Regions from separate parts of the Homo sapiens genome. Here all the other regions are linked to region 1. Evidence: chromatin loops called from intact Hi-C (ENCODE). Cell type or tissue: endothelial cell of umbilical vein. All regions are shown on one strand. Links, peaks and the distances in the headings refer to the core of each region. The heading gives the core; the rest is flanking DNA. Region 1 has its middle 18 kb from the start of CNTLN. Region 2 overlaps CNTLN (centlein). Region 3 overlaps CNTLN (centlein). Region 4 has its middle 71 kb from the start of CNTLN.

What was found. A loop is a pair of places that touch in the nucleus more often than their neighbours do. Peaks named below come from ENCODE experiments on the same cell type or tissue, not always from the same donor. Only the 100,000 strongest peaks of a DNase experiment are listed, where the experiment ranks them.
Region 2: it touches region 1 in a loop (16-fold over the local background); 8 of 110 quality-filtered maps call a loop at or near these places.
Region 3: it touches region 1 in a loop (18-fold over the local background); 91 of 110 quality-filtered maps call a loop at or near these places.
Region 4: it touches region 1 in a loop (6-fold over the local background); 3 of 110 quality-filtered maps call a loop at or near these places.

What each region holds. Positions count from the first base shown.
Region 1 is chr9:17,114,517-17,118,875 of GRCh38, forward strand. No RefSeq gene overlaps it. Among named protein-coding and RNA genes, the nearest start is that of CNTLN, 18 kb to the right of the region's middle. In endothelial cell of umbilical vein, for the core only: no CTCF peak of the experiment used is centred there; a DNase peak (open chromatin) is centred at 1,995.
Region 2 is chr9:17,399,780-17,404,138 of GRCh38, forward strand. All of the region lies in intron 15 of CNTLN (centlein), which reads left to right. Among named protein-coding and RNA genes, the nearest start is that of SH3GL2, 180 kb to the right of the region's middle. In endothelial cell of umbilical vein, for the core only: no CTCF peak of the experiment used is centred there; no DNase peak of the experiment used is centred there.
Region 3 is chr9:17,461,254-17,465,612 of GRCh38, forward strand. CNTLN (centlein) reads left to right here. Exons shown (of 26, transcript NM_017738.4): 20 at 1,663-1,760; 21 at 3,244-3,370. Among named protein-coding and RNA genes, the nearest start is that of SH3GL2, 120 kb to the right of the region's middle. In endothelial cell of umbilical vein, for the core only: a CTCF peak has its summit at 1,815 (motif pointing left); a DNase peak (open chromatin) is centred at 1,788.
Region 4 is chr9:17,061,592-17,065,950 of GRCh38, forward strand. No RefSeq gene overlaps it. Among named protein-coding and RNA genes, the nearest start is that of CNTLN, 71 kb to the right of the region's middle. In endothelial cell of umbilical vein, for the core only: a CTCF peak has its summit at 2,153 (motif pointing right); a DNase peak (open chromatin) is centred at 2,170; H3K27ac peaks cover 352 bases.

The DNA.
Region 1 (4,359 bases), core at 789-3,288:
GTGGATCACCTGAGGTTGGGAGTTTGAGACCAGCCTGACCAATGGGGAGAAACCCCGTCTCTACTAAAAATACAAAATTAGCTGGGCGTGGTGGCGCATGCCTGTAATCCCAGCTACTCGGGAGGTTGAGGCAGGAGAACTGCCTGAACCCGGGAGGTGGAGGTTGCAGGGAGCCAAGATGGCACCATTGCACTCCAGCCTGGGCAACAAGAGTGAAACCCCGTCTCAAAAAAATAAAAACAAAAATAAAAACAAAAACAGTAAATATTATATATCAGCATTTGTGATATTTATTCCTTCTGTTTAGTTATTTGCCTCTAGATTGAAGCATTCAAAACAGAAAATTATATTCAGAGTAAAAACTCTTAGCTGGATAATGGAACCTATCATTTTAAGTTTTTCCTATATTTCCTAAAAATACCTATATTAGGTATATTTTTTCCAATATTACTCCTTATCTTTACCTTAGTTCCCTTTCATTTTTGATTGTCATTGTGCTCTCAGCTACACCTGAAAATTTCTCTGATTTTTCCCAAGTTGGGAAATTAATCCACTTTAAATTCCATTAAAGTTTGAAACTCTTTTTCCATTGTCTTGTGGTTTTATTTGTACATTTTAATTTACTGTAATTTTAAAATGTCTCTTTCTAGTTTTGACAAATGTCATACTTTTCCTTGGAAAATTAACATCTACCAAAAAATTACTTCTTAAGCTACATTTATATATCATATATATATATAGTTCTTAATAGTAAATAAAGATATTTGGTTAATAACAGATTTACACATTTTCTAAAGCTGCTCTAAACAAATGTATAAATATGAACTAAGTATAGTGATTTAGATGGGGGGGAAGTTTACAAGAAGATGGCAAGAAATAGGCCAGGTGTGGTGGCTCACGCCTTTAATCCCAGCACTTTGGGAGCCCAAGGTGGGCGGATCAGGAAGTCAAGAGATGGAGATCATCCTGGCCAACATGGCAAAACCCCTTCTGTATTAAAAATACAAAAATTAGCTGGGAATGGTGGCGTGCACCTGTAGTCCCAGCTGCTTGGGAGGCTGAGGCAGGAGAATCACTTGAACCCAGGAGGTGGAGGTTGCAGTGAGCCGAGATCACTGCATTTCAGCCTGGTGACAGAGCGAGAATCCGTCTCAAAAAAAAAAAAAAAAAAAAGATGGCAAGAAATAAACCCAAAACGGTCATTTCCGAGACTCACAGGTTATTACCAAAATCTATATGTATAAATAAATTCTTGTTTCCATTTTAAATTATGCTATTTTATATATTTTCTTCATACATAGAGATAAAATGCACAAAATAAAGATATAGCATGTAAATCTGAAATAAATTTGCTGTTCTGAAGATGTAGAATGATTATTAAAGGTAAGTGAGATGCTTAAAATTTCATAACCTGGAATGAGAGATAAACAAAAAAAATAAGTGGTTGACAGAGGACTACTTACAGTTATGGCCTCAGCCTCTTAATATTATTTTCAGTTAATACAATTCAGACAGAAGCAGAAATTTTTAATTTAGACCACAGAAACAAATCAAATGGCATAAAACAAATGTCATACAAAATAATTATTGAATGTCATGGCAAGTAAAAATTTTATGAGGCTCTGAATTGACTCCGACTTAAATAAACACAGGAGGATATAGAAAAGGGAAGTCCAAGAGAAAGTGATCAGCACATAATTATTATAAAAGAAGGGCAGACTTTCAAATAATTGCCATGCCATGAAGTAATTTCCATTATTTCACAAACATTTAATTAATGTTTTCCCTAGCATGACGATAGGCCTATAATGACTGCCTCTTATACACTGTTATTTTGTTTGGGCTAGACAGTAATTATGAGAGGTAAAGTTTCACCCAACATGATAAAAGTTTATTCAGCTGAAATTAAATAAGGATGCTGTTAAAGACTTGCTTCTGGAAAATGCCAAAGCCGAGAATGTCTAGACAAATCTTGAAAGAACACGTAATTTTCTGTAATTTTACACATGTACAGCAGAGGGCACTAATATAATTATAGTAGTTAGTCCTTATGGGAGTAATTATCTGTGAATCTGGGATTCACCGGAAGTAGTAAACTAGAAAGTTTTTCTCATCTTTATCGATGAATAGTTTCCTCCTATCTAAATAGGGAAATTCTGTGCATGAAATTTACTTAATTTTTATAGCTGAAGGGCCATAATAATAGAGAGTTAATGTTGATTATTCCCTAAGAAATCAACAACACAATGAGTGATCTTTGAGCATCATAAACCAGCTTCCTCAGAAGGCCAATAACACTCTATCAACTTTTCTCCCTCTTCCTCTTGCTCTCACGTAGCTACACTCACCTAGCTACATTTTCTCCCAAAACACCATCCCAGAAATCTGAAAGTGGAAAAACTTTTGGCTATGTTAGCAGCTTTTTATGATACAGTTGAAGCACTGTTTGTAATGATCTCCACGAGGTGATGGAAACTTTGAGACAAGTGGAAAAGAAAAAGACCAACAATTTGCTGTTACAAAAGAATGAGAAAGCTAACCAAAATCATACTCAAAAATGTTGTTTCATCACAAAGTGGGAGAACAGATGGTCAAAACAGTTTCTCATTTTCCGGGTTAAATTAATAGAAAAATTGCTACACTATGCAAAGCATAGAGTGTGTATCATAGAGAAAATTATCCCTTGATATATTAATTTAAGTGTACTAGATGCATGGTAATACAGATGTGACCACAGCAAGTGCCTTGCTTTCCAGAGCTGAAAGTCTAGTGGTAGAGAGCAGACGTACTAACACATACTCACTTATAAATTAGGTAAAATGTGGTGAGTCCTGAGAGTGTGGGGAATAAAGTATGGCTCTGGGAACCTCTAGGAGCCAGAAAGGGCCTGCAGAAACAACGACATTTAAATTGGGCTTTAAAGAATGGGTAGGCATTTTATTAGCTAAAGAAGTGGTGAAAAAATCTACCAGGAAGGTAGAAATTGCTCGTGCCAAGGCTTAGAGGCATGAAAGGCTAATCCCAAAATAAACACATCTCTAGTTTTCAAGGGAACATCCAACTGGAAGCCACGATTGTATATTAGGTAGAAAGTAATTTTATTATGCTATTAAAGTAATTCACTGTGGATGCTTAAGAAATTTAAAAGGGGAGTTAGCTTTGAATTTTAACAGAAGACTTTGTTATTCCCAGAGTGTCTTTAATTGTATGTGGGTATATGGAAGTAGGGAGAGTATTTGTTTCAATGCTTGCTTTTTACTACAGCATTTTCCTATTTTGAGAAGCTGACAGGAGTCAGGAACTTGGCAGCTTGTTTCTGAAAGATTGTTGCTCTTGATTCTAGAAATTTCTGATTACTAGTGCTTAGCTGGTGTTATGGTACATCGACTCTGGGAAACATTTTATTTTATAACCAGAAATTGTAGAGGTAATATATATTATTTTTGTTTGTTTTTTATTCTGGTTACTGCATTACTGTTGAAAAATTAGTTATGGTCAGTTATACGGTCAGAAGCAAGTGTCCTAAGATGGTGAAAATGAGAACTATTTTGAGATCAAGAATTACTATGGAGCCAATTACACATATGATTATGGCCTGTGCATATTTAAGGGCCTATGAAAATATTTGAGACCTGAAAAATAATTTATTGGCCTTGAAATACTAAAAAGTGGCAAAATAAAAAGTAATATATATCTAATTAAGTGTTCATAAATACGACTAACCACTTAGCTTCATCTTAATCCTTTCCTAGCTATCTTAAACATTTTAATGTGCGATCTAATGCATTTTGTATGTTTGATGTGGTAAGGCCTCTAAAATTAAATGGTCTTCAAGCTCTTCATATTTATATATCTCTGCTCATTCTATTCATTGCATCCATATCATTTTACATTTCCATACTGTTCCAGGAATCCTAAATTACAAGTATCTACCCAATTGTTTCTAGGGAGACAGCAGGAGACCGCTCCTGTCACAGAAGCCACAGGCCCCAACACTTGGCCTTGATCCCATTTCATTTTTGTTAGTGGGGGCTGGTTAACAGTAACCCAGTTCCCTATGACACTGCTTAGCCCAGGAATCATGTCTGTTTCTGGGAGGTCAAAGAACCAAGAAATGTCAATGAATCATATTTCAGTTTACAGATAAATTTTAAGTTATTTCATAGGAGATATACATCAGTTGCCAACTTACATGTTACCTACAATATGTTTCTTTTAAATTTGCTTTCTAAAGCTTAGAATTCAATGAAACGTATTACATGTTTTTTGTAATCGAAACGTGTTACAAATCATTAGTAATTTTTTAGTTTGACCCACAAAATCTCATGGATACATAATATATCTGTATTAGGGTTCTCT
Region 2 (4,359 bases), core at 1,286-3,785, 290 kb after region 1:
AAGAGGTGGCTTCCTTATACCAGAGGAAAGGAACGTCCTTATCTCAAAAGACAGAGGAACACCAAGATGAATCTGAATGAACAGCCACACTAAGTGTCCCCCAGTTTACTATGCTTAGCTCATACTCTTTTGTCTTACCACATTTTCCCATGACTTTCTATTTTTCATCAAACCTCGCATGTAACCGTTTCTTCGGGTCCTCATTTCCTTATGAAGGCTCCCTTATCATGTAAAACTTATATTAAATAGATTTGTTTGGTTTTCTTTTGCTAATCTGCATTTTTACGGTGTCTCAGCCAAGAACATAAGTTGGATAAAAGAAACATATTTTTTCTCCCCAACACAACTCTACCATTATTTATTTATTTATTTTTTTGAGATGGAGTCTTACCCTGTCACCCAGGCTGGAGTGCAATGGCGTGGTCTCGGCTCACTGCAATCTCCATCTCCCAGGTTCAAGCGATTCTCCTGCCTCAGCCTCCTGCGTAGCTGGGAATACCGGCGCACACCACAATGCCCGGCTAATTTTTTGTATCTTTACTAGAGATGAGGTTTCACCATGTTGGCCAGGCTGGTCTGGAACTCCTGACCTCGTGATCTGCCTGCCTCGGCCTCCCAAAGTGCTGGGATTACAGGCGTGAGCCACTGTGCCTGGCCAACTGTACCATTATTTAGAGTATATCTTAGGGATTAGGAACGTGGAATCTGTTACCAAACTACTTTTGTTCAAATCCTAACTCTCATCCTCTAGCTGTGTGACCATAGGCATGCTATTTGACCTGTCTATGCTTCAATTTCATTATCCATAAAATAGGCATAATGATAGGATCATATTCATAGATACGTTGTGAGAAAGAAATAGGATAGAACATTAAAATAGCACCTAAAACATGTTCAGTACTGTATGTTTATTATTATTAAAAGGAATCATTTTTTTTGGCTATCTGAAACACCCCTTACCCCATCCTCAGCATATTTGTATGTATGTGTGAAATGTATATGTTAATTCATTCATTCATTCCCAGTTGTGGTCAAGAATATGAAAAATTCTGCAATCAAACAGTGTAGTCTCACATAACAAAGATTTATTTTTCAAATTGTGAGTACAGGTCTTTTTTAGGCCTGCATTTTGTTGCTGTTTATAGATTCCACACACACATAAAAATCTTTATGATTGCAAAGATTTTTAATCTTGGAAATTTTTATACTGCTATTTTTTAATGACCTATACATTTCATTTGATCCTCATTGAAGTCCTGATTCTTCTGTGTTCTCCACTAAATTGGTCAAAAATCGGTTTGTCTGTACTTTCTGAAAATAGCAATCTTGCTTTAGGTTCCTAGCATTTTATTCCTAGGTTACTGTAGATCTAGATTCCATAGAACTTTGCATATAGTTAGTCTCTTGACACAGTATCTTAGGATAAAGTAGTAGAGTTCCTTTCATGTTGTTAAGTTTTTGATGGATGACCAGACTATATATACATAGCAGACTGTGAAGAATAAGTGAACAAATACATTTCTTGAATCATTAAATAATATTCATTGTCTGACTACCTAATATAGTACGGTACATTAAAGCAAAATCCATATAGAGATTTTTTTTTTTTAATGACGTGGAGTCAAGCTCTGTTTCCCAGGCTGGAGTGCTGTGGCACAATCATGGCTCACTGCATCCTCGACTTCCTGAGCTCGAGCTACCTTCTACCTCAGTCTCCTTAGGAGCTGAGACTACAGCACGTGCTACCGTGCCTGGCTAATTTTTCAAATTTTTTGTAGAGATGAGATCTTGCTACATTGCCTAGGCTGGTTTTGAACTTCTGGTCTCAAGTGATCCTCCTGCCTTGGCCTCAGAAAGTATTTGGATTACAGATGCAAGCCATTGTGCTTGGCCTAGATTAGAGGTTTAATGAAACAATGAAAATTTTAAAAGTATTACAAGAAATTACAAGATTACTTGTTTATAACTTTGGAGCATCTCTAGGAAGTATACTTAAGCAAGAGATGAAAATACAGAGCCAGATATGAAAAAGCGTTAATAGAACTTTAAACATCTATATAGTAACAGATATATAAAAAGAGTTAAAAGTCAAATGACTAACCAGAAAAAGGTATTTACAACACATAAAGAAGGTAAAGGACTAATATCCAGAAGATTTAAAGATCATCTACAAATTATATAAAAAGACGCATCAATAGAAAATGGGCAGTGCTATGGACAGGAAATATTAATGGCTTGAGGAGATGACTCAGTGAACCAAAGATTATGAATATGTCTGTAGCAGACAGAGGTGGTATGTGGAATGCCTGACAAGCATGACAAGAACCACATATAGACACCTAAGGCTATGCGATTTCTGTTGACAACTGTTCTCTATTCAAAAAGCTAGTACTACTGGGAAGAGGCTGCAGCAGTGGCAGATATTTTATTTCCACAAATCCCCCATCAAAATAAACAAAACAAATAGGAAGGCATAGCCAAAATCTCAAGGATAGCATCTACAATAGAATTAGTGACAAACCCAAAATATGAACAGGTAGGGACAGCCATCGACAGCTGTATGACTTGCACTGTATCAAGAGAGAGAAAATTGGTGTCCGGAGAAAAGAAAAATACAGTTCTTCTATGAGCTATCTATACCAAAAGACCAGAACTTCCTCACTGAACTAAGTCCCACATGGAGGGGATGACACTGTGAAAAGAAACTGAATTATAGGGACAGTAGCCCCCTCTGTTGGTTATGTATCAACTTGTTATGTGTTTTTGGATGAGATTAACATTTAAATCAGTGAGCTTTGGATAAAGCACATTGTCCTCCAGCATGGAGATAAACCTCATTTAGTCTGTTGAAGGCCTGAATAGAATATAAAGAATGGCCTCTGTGAGCAAGAGGGAATTCTCCAGAAAATTGCCTTCAGATTTAATCTGCACCATCAGCTCTCCTGGGTCTCTAGCCTGCCAGACTTCACACTAGAACTAGAAAATTGACTTTCCTGGGTTTCCACCTGCTGGCAATTGGACTGAAGCTACACCATTAGTTCTCCTGAGTCTCTAGCCTACTGGGCCATACTGTAGATTTGGACTTCCTAGCCTTCACAATCACATGAACCAATTCCTAAAGATATATACGTGCATGCATACATCCTGTTGGTTCCATTTCTCCAGAAAAACCCTGACTAATCCACCTCTCTACTTCCCACTCCCACTCCAAAAAAAGTAGTGAAGATTGAGATCAATGTTGAGGGAGTGCGTCAAAAGAGGCATTTTTCAGTATATCAAAAACTTGGAAGGAAAAGTTGGAAGATTGGTGACAGGGAGGTCTGTGGGAAGGTTGGTGGAAGATTGGTGGCAGGAAGGTCTGTGGGGAGGTTCGTGGATGGACCTTTTGGAAGAGATACACACAAAGCCCATTCTGTGAACAAAATGACCCATTGTATAGATCTTGCCTATTTCACAGCTATCTGAGGGCTTGCTTAATGGGTTCATGAACAAAGTGGCTATGGCAACAGGTATAGCTTCTACATGGCACAGGTGTCCTGCCACTAATCTTCCAATTTTTCCTTGCAAGCTTTTGAACAAAATTGACTTTCTTTCACCAAAACTTGTCTGGCGACTGGGCTACTGGCACTGTTGAATATTCAGCCTGTTCACAAAAAAGACCAATTGCAAATCCCAAAAAAAAGCTTCATTCTCCAGAGGAAACCAACCAGTCTCTTAGTGTCAGGTTGATTACAGTAGGCCTCTTCCATCATGGAGGAGGCATCAATTTTTTTTTTTTACAGTAGTTTTAAGTATTTTAGGTATGGTTTTGTCTATTATATTTTTACCAATATTACCATTCTTAGATTTACAAAATGACTTATATATCCCTATGATATTGCAGAAAACTGCCTCCTTGGATGCACTTGCTCAATCTTGATCTCAACCTTGGAGGTAGGACTGGGAGGTAGGGAGGTGGCCTAGTCAGCATTTTCCCAGAGAAGCAGACTGAAAGACACATTTTCTTCTTAGTTTGAGACAGAGTCTCGCTCTGTTGCCCAGACTGGAGTGCAGTGGTGTGATCCTGGCTCACTGCAACCTCTGCTTCGCGGGTTCAAGCGATTCTCGTGCTTCAGCCTCCCAAGTAGCTGGGGCTAGAGATGTGTGCCACAACACCCGGCTAATTTTTGTATTTTTAATAGAGATGGGGTTTCACTATTTTGGCCAGACTGGTCATAAACTCCTGACCTCAGGTGATTCACCTGCCTCAGCCTCCCAAAGTGCTGGAATTACAGGTATGAGCCACCAAGCCCAGCTAAAAGACAGAGTTTATGGCAAGGGATATATGACAATGCTCTGTGTCTTCAAATTCACTGGTAT
Region 3 (4,359 bases), core at 829-3,328, 350 kb after region 1:
ACAATCATCAGAGAAAGAATTGAAAATTAATGATTGAAGCAAACGCTTCAATTATTTGATAAATTGACTAGTGTGACTAGTGTGGAACATGTTATTCAGGCAGTGCTGGAAATAAGACACAATACATCACTGTAAACGTGCAAAATATGGTAGAAATTTTGATTACATTACACACACATTTGATCAAAACATAACATTCAAAAGAGTTACCATGTTGAGGTAGCTTTGGGTTTTTAAGAAAAATTAATGTTTCATGTAAAAATTAAAATTATTTCAAATGTTTTATTTGTATGTTATACCCATGAGATATTTAAAGTCAGTCTGATGAATTACATTTACCTTGGGTAATTAATAGTTTAATCTTTTCAAATTCAAATTATTTTTAGCATGAGTCAAACATCCAAACCTAGGAATAGTTCTAATAGAAAAAATTTATTGTAGTTTAGAAATATTAGCTAAATAACTACTCCAAATATTTTAAAAGCTATTATATTTTATTATATTTATATTCATTTAATACCTTTAAAACTTAACAAATGGATTAATGTGAGTATGTCAACACTATCTTGAGTGTGGAAAAACTAAATACCAAAAAGACTAAGTGATGTCTTAGATTACACATTTAGTTGGAACTAGAGTCAAAATTGAAAGGTGTTCTAACACTCTAGTTACCACCTCTGGTTCCTAGGCTCTACTGACAACAAATACCACAGAACAAACATGTTTTGCTTTGAAAAACTAATAATTATTTACAAATAATGTAATAAGTAGCATTATTAATAACTTCAAGTAAAGAAGGATTGAGTATTCATGAGGTTTTCTATCAGTTACCATTATTCTCTAACAAACTATCCCGAAACATCGTGGCTTAAAACAACAGTTTATTATTTCTTAAGATTTTGTGGGTTGACTGGGAAGTTCTTTTGCTGGTCTCTTCTGGGCTACCTCATATCCCTGGATTTTTTCAAACCAAAGATTTCCCTAGTTGGAAGATACAAAATAGCCTCACTCATAGATCGGACAATTGGTCTACTACCTGTCAGCTGGAGTACCTTGGTACACTTCCACATGATACATCAACTGTATTCCTAGCAAGGTGATCCTGGAGCAGCATTCCAAGAAGGGAAAGAGAGAAGCCACAAAGCTTTAAGGCCTGGGAACTGAAATTTACACAATTCATTTCTGCTGCATTCTTTTCGACAAAGCAAGTCACAAGCCAGACTACGTTCAGTGGGTTAGGAAATGGATTCCCCTGCTTGATGAGCAGCAAAGCATTTGTGACCATATTTCGTCTAAGATGTTAGTAAATCCAGTATTTGTTTTAAGTGATCTTCTTAAATCATTAAAATTCTTAATTATTCACATATTTACATTATACCAGGACAACTCATATTTCCTGTAAATGTATTTTGGATACATACTCTTTGCAATTCTTAAATGATTGTGTTCCTCTATAGTTTGGCATGTTATATAAAAGTTTTAGTATTATTATTTCTATTACAGCATATAAAATAAAGCATTTAAAATATTAAAATATTCATTTTAATTATTGTTTACCATAATTATTGTAGAGGTATTCTTCTTTAGAATGGCACTTATTTTTATGCTGCCTTAGACCAAGGTTGTAAGGTATATTTAAATTTATTTCTATTTTTAATCTAGAATGCTACTAATGAACTCACTAAACAGTCATCAAATGTGAAGACTTTGAAATTTGAACTCCTAGCAAAAGAAGAACACATAAAGGAAATGCATGAAAAGTATGGTTTTTGTATTTCTATCCATTGTATTTGGTGCCACCTAGTGGCAACCAGCTCTATTAAACGTGCTCCAAGAAACTGCTAATGTTTACGTTTTCCTTCCCTAGTTCATATTTAAACCTACCTAAGATGAAAGTTTAAGGAATACTATGTATAGCATGATTAATGGCAAGCTATTTACTTTTTTAAATTAGATAATGATGAAGTTAAATTTCCGTTATTAAACATATTTAATTTTGAATAAATACAAATTAATGGCTTCGAGACAATGAATGAAAAACTTTACAACGTGGTGGTTATTTGGCCCCCCAAATATATGATTAGTATTTGTATTGGATTTAATGCCTAAGCTTATAAAGCTAAGGTAAAAAAAGGAAAGTTTTGTTTGTGTTTAAAATAACTGGAGGTTATGGAAGTTTGTACTCTTGTGTTTATCAGTACAAAGATTTTAAATGCTCTATCCCACTGAATCAAAATTATTTTCTTTCTGTATCTTTCAAAGCTACACTATTGCTTAGAAATAGTAAGATGTTTAGATAGAATTCCAGTTGTCACTGATACATTTGAGATATATGTATCTCACAAACACACCTGTAGACCTCATTATAAGTGAAGAGCACTTAAAAGTGATATGAATAGATAAAAGCATTAGACAAAAAGCTTGGTTAATTTTTTAACTGATAATATTTTGAAGTTTATTTATCAATTAAGAGTAAGTCTTGCTTATTGTTTAACAGGGCTCTAGATTAACACTCTTTGAATCCTGGCTTCCCTACCTACTAGGCCTATGCCTAAATTTAATAATATTAAATTAGGTTCTTACGAGGAATAAATGAGTTAATACATGTAAAGCACTTATAACAGTGACTGGAACATTGTAAGCCTTCGATACATGTTAGCTATTGTCATTCTTGTTTTAGTAGTAGCAGCAGCAGCAGCAGCAGTAGCAGTGGTTCTCACAGCATCTACCATTTTATACTTAATAGTTCATCAACTTATGCTAAACAGCTGTGTGGATTGAATCTCAAATTATATTAAATTAGAAGATATTATGGCTAATTTAGTTTCATTACAAGAGTTTGCATTTGTTTATTGAAGTATAAGATTTTTTTCTTATCATTTTTATGCTTTTGATTATCTTCATATATCACTTTGATTTTTCACAGCAATGTAAAAATGTAATTTAAATGAAATAGTTCTAAGTTTTCATAAGTGTTATTAATTTTTCTCATTTCTTATATATTTTGTTTTAATACATATATGTAATTATATAATTACCAAGTCACAACTATAGATTTTACAAGTGTTCAAAATATTAAAAGAACAATATCTTATGCAGTGCAATTCATTTTACTGATTTACAGTGTCAATATCACGTAGCATTTAAAAAGTAACAGTAGGTATAATATTGGATAAAATGTAAGATATCACCACTGTTAAGGTATTTTCTGTCACTCTTGATGTCACCTTTTTTTTTTTCAAGGATATCTCGAATGGAGAGGGATATAACTATGAAAAGACATTTGATAGAGGACTTGAAATTTCGACAGAAAGTAAATTTGGAAAGTAACAAGAGTTTTAGTGAAATGTTACAAAATCTTGATAAAAAGGTATCAATTTTTATCTTTACTGACACTAAAAATATCACTTCCTGTTGTAATTACTCTCTTACCACAAACATTTAATCCTAATAAATGTATAGAAAATATTGATAGGATATGTATTTACTGTTACAAAGTAACACTCTTTGCTCTGAAAGTACATTATTTATTTTAAAATTCAATTCTCTAAAACCTCATACATAATATGGCCACACATTCTGTTTCTATTTATAAATATCCCATGAGAAGATTAAAAATCCTCAATATTTCTAGGATACATAATTACATTTTATTCAGTATTTTATTTAAAACTGTAATTTATGATAGAATCAAGCTTATATTTCTTAGTGAAAACTTGATTACCTATAACTATCAGAAGTTCTTTAAAAATGTACTTTCTTCTTGGATACCCTTAATGAATTTTACATGGGAATGGAGTTGTACATGCAAAGGGAGTTGTAGTTAAAGTAGTTACGTAATATATGACCCAAAGTAGAAGGGTTTTTTTTGTTTTTTTTTTTTTGAAGGTGCTTTTTTCACAACTCATAAAGCACCCTGTGCTTTGGCATTCACTAAATGTTATCCACACCTGAGAGAACATCTCCTTTACTTTCCTTGTTGAAAATGAAAATTTAAGTATCTCTTAGGTCAAATTGATTTAAGAAAGAAACTTTTACATGAGCATGACAAATCCATATGGATTTTCTTTCTCTTCTCTTCCACACATCTGTGCAAGTTAAAATCACTTCCTATAGGCTTTTTCAATGTTATCCTTTCAATTTTGCTATTTTTTAACTTCAATAATAATTTCATACATAGCCTTGGAATCTTTATATAAATAACATATATCTTTAGTGGCATTAAACTGAAAAACTATTTTTTCTGTTATGCTTTGAGTTACATACACATATTATAATCTTATAAATAAGCTATATATATATATAAAATATCCTATTGTTTTATTTCATCCAAAAAAAGGTATGTAATAGTTATTTTAG
Region 4 (4,359 bases), core at 1,009-3,508, 53 kb before region 1:
GAATTCTACTGTGTGAATATACGACACTACGCCTTTTACAGTTGATGGCCATGAAGGCAGTTTTAGTTCTGGGATATTACAATCAATGCTGTTCTGAACATTCTAGTACATATTTTTGGGTGAACATAGATAGGTATTTGTGTTAGGTGTCTATCTGACAGTGGAGTTTCTGGATACGCAGTGTTTCACTTTGGTAGATTCCACGAGCTAAAGGGGTTATATCAATTTACATATCAGTGTATGAGAAATCAAGTCTTCCCACATCCTCTCCAGAAGTTATTATTTTCTGACTTATAAAAAACTTTAGCCATTCTGCATGACTAGTGATACCACATTTAGATTTTGATTTGATTTTTGATATGGCTTACATTTAACCGAGGTTCGAGGAGACTCATGTTGAATCTCTATTATAAGTGGTTGTAGTGCTGCAATCACTGGTCGATTGGGATAAAACTAGGCATGATTTGTGAAATCTAAAATGTTTATTTGCTTAAAAAAATCTACTCTGTGAAGTTTTACTTGAAATTTTTATTATTGACACTTACCCTTCAAGCTCTTATGCAGCTGTGGACCTCTTACCTGAGGTAGATAATTATGCAGCCTGTAGAAATTACTTAAGTCATAACTGAATATGTTTAATTTGATTAACTCATCACCATTATTTATCATGATGGTGAGAAGATCCTTGAAAAGTGGTATGCATGATTTTATTGAAGAGTGTTAGTTAATAGAACAGGGAAGGTGGTAGGTGTATGAGTGGGCAAGGAAGTGCAGAAGTGTCAAGCTCATGGCACTGAATAAATACGTGGAGTCTTTGGGAGGTTGGGATGGCCAGGGGGCCTCCCATCATGGGGTAAAAAGAGTAACCCAAGAGTGTATTATTGCTTTACTAGTCTAGACCATAAACAAATTAGACTTTTACCCCTGATTGGCCCTGAATGCAATAGACAGGTGCAGATTCTTTTGTGTAAAGAGAAAATAGCTGTATACTCCTAGACAGCAAATGTTCATCAACTTCAAATTACACCTCAAATGCTGCTGGTGTCTGGACCATTGATGGATGAGCTAGGTCTTTCCAGGTCTAATGCTGAGTAATGCAAATTAGATTCTCTTGAGTTATGCCTAGTGCAGCTGTAGGGCACAAAACAGTTGCCAGGGACATATCTCCATGCCAAATTCTTGCCAATGTTGTTAATAGTATTGTACCCTGTACATGTGCAAGCACTCTTAGTTTTATTAATGACGATACTATGCTTTTGCCCTTTCTTTCACCTTTTAATTTTTGAATAGAGAATAACTTTGGTTTCATCCTGTTTGGAAAGTAAGTACTAAACTGAAAGGCATGCCCACAGCCTATTCTCCTACTAAGCAAGCAGCGAGTGGGATCAGCTCATTTAAACAGCTCTGCTGTTTCTTGTGGATTTGCATGCTATGGGGAATGGAGGATGTAGAGAAGAGACAGAAAAATGCCTAGGTCTTGTAGCAAGAGAGGAAAGCATCTTCATGGGCAGGAATTCCATTTCTGTGTTTCTTAGGGTTTGTGGCTGGCCATCAGTTCAACTCAGCCCCTGTCCCCTGATCCAGCAACATTTCCGTAACTACCCTCTAGAAGTCATGCAAAGAGAAATGATGACCACAGAAGCCATGATAATCACTTGTTATAAGTGAGCATATAGCAGAAAAAGGGAGAAGATTATTCTCCCTTCTACAATAAGAACAGAAAGATGGCTCTAGATTGAGTTGCTCTTGTGCTATGGCATGTTAGTTTGCAAGCTATATAACAAAAGTAACTGTTAAAATATATGTTAATTGTGGTAGCTCTGATAGGTTTTTTATGTACCTTTATCATGTGCTTCAAAAGCTCTTTTTAACCACATCAATTCAATCCAATTAGTCTCCCCCAAAATATGGGATTACTGGCAAAAATGTGTAATGTTTTGTATGTAATATTACAAAGAGGTACTCAATTTGCTTCCCTCAAATCGTGTCCTACATACTTTATTTAGGTTTCATTTATAATCTCAGATATTGTCTTGTCAAAAAAAATTCTCAGCTGTCTATGATATACAAACATGTAAAAACAGTGTTCCAGTAGAACCTCAGGTGGAACCAATAGCACTGAGACCCACCTAGTCATGCTAACCACTAGAGGGCAATATTGGCCATGTACTTTGGGCTCTAACTCCACCGAGGAGAGCAGTGTAGCTACAGAACTCAATACATACAAATAGTCTTTGTTGAACATCTTATATGTGCTGAAATATTGGCTTGTGATGCCCTTGTACATGAATAAGACTTCATTCTTAATCTTGAGGAGTACATGTTAAAAAAGAAGAGATTATAATCACATATCCATTATGATGAAACCATGAATTGTATTTCAAATTTTGTTTCCATACTAATTGATAGATGATGCACCAATTCAATGCTGATAGCATTAAATAGAGATACAAATATTGCCACATGAAAACTATTCAAAGCATAAATGGAATTAATTTGGAGGACAGAATGATCTGTTTTTATTATTCACTATAGAATGATCTAATTTAAATAAACATATCTTGCTGATTTTTTAATGGGTCAATGATTTATCTTATAGTATAGGTAGACCATCTATTTTCTCTTAGTAGGACTCATAATTTTCATTAGTTTTACTAGTAAAAAGATGAGAGTAAGTTCTTACTGAATTATCTATCATTCATCTCCAGAATTAAGTATTATTTTGTAATTTAAATGAAATATCAGCTTAACTGGTTATTTCATAGGTTAAATGAATGCTGAAGTCATTCAGGGTAAAGCCATAATCTTACTACTTTATTGGCTTTTCCATTAGCATAAAAATGGTATGTCAGGAATATCAGATATTAAACACTTCCTAGATACTTTGTAAAATTTCATCAAGTGTAAGTTCTTAATTTTTAACAAATAGCAGACACAATCTTGGTATATTAATGTGATGTCAAAAAAATTAACCATTTCAGATTAAGACAACATTTGTGTGTTTCTTAAACATTAAAGATAAAAAGATGTAGTACCATTAAAGCTGACAGCTTTTCAGTCAACATTGATTAAATTAAGCTCAGTTTGGAGAATAGGAAGTGAAGAAACCAGACTAGAGCAAATAAAAAAATCTCAGTTAACAACATTACAGTTGTGACATGTGGACAAAAGCCAGATTAAGCAGATGCTATCATCAATTCATTTGTTGCCATGTTTGCAATGTGGCAACTGGCTTCAGAGACAGAAGATATTCTGGAAGTGGTGCATCCTGGGATGCCGTTTTTTGTTTACTCCACAAATGATCATCAGTCATAATGATGCAGTGATATTGGTCCTCACATCAGGAACTGTCAAAGGGAATCAAGGGAGACCAAAGCATTAGTTCTTATTCTTTTAAAAAAAGAAAAAATCTCAAATATTTCTAGATTTTCCCTAAAGGAAAACAAACTCTCCTTTTCCCTGAAAAACAGAATCTATAAGCATTTTTAATATATTTAGGAACTTATTTATGACATATATAACTTAGGTAGCTCAACAGACCAAAATTCCATCAAGTGAAGAGATAAGCATGCATTACATGGCTTCTTTATTTAATTACAAAATACAAAAGCCCATTAGCAGAATAGCCTGTTGGCCTGGAGAGAGAATGCTGGCCTGCCATGTGGTAGACCTGCAGTTTTCTCCCCTGCTCTGGCTTGCCAAGTTGGCGGGGGCTTGGAGAGGAGTCACTGTGTACAGAGTCAACATCAAGAAGGAAATGTGTAATGATGCTGAACTCTGACCACTTCATTGTCTTCACATTAGGGAAATAAACATTAAATTCCTACAAAATATGATTATAAAAGGCCTTTTATAAGTGTTTTATTTATAATTTGAATTTGAACCAAATATCTCTAGAAAAAATATTAATGAAATTATAAATATAAACCTATATTCTAGTGTGGATTCTGTTACCAGCTATGCAATGAGGGAGAAATCATTTTAAATAACTTAAAATGTCTGTTTTTTGTATTTGCTTTGTATTGATAACTGACCTGACTTAACCGTAGGAAGTGTATGTGGATCAAGTGACATTATGTATGTGAACAACACCATGTACATTGGAAAGCAGAGGTCCTTGTTCTGGCATTCATGGCTTGTTGTAAGGCCTTCCCTGAAGTGACATTAGAAGTAGATGTGAGTACCCTTATGTTTACTAGGAGGGCTTACATCTACTTCTCAAAAGTGTTTTTGACCCTGAAGAAGATTTGAAGAAAAATCACTGCTGTAAATGTGAAATATATGTAAGTTATCTTATTTTCACTATTATTCCATTAAATGATTCATTTTAAAATCTTTTAACTCTTTTGTTATTTCAGA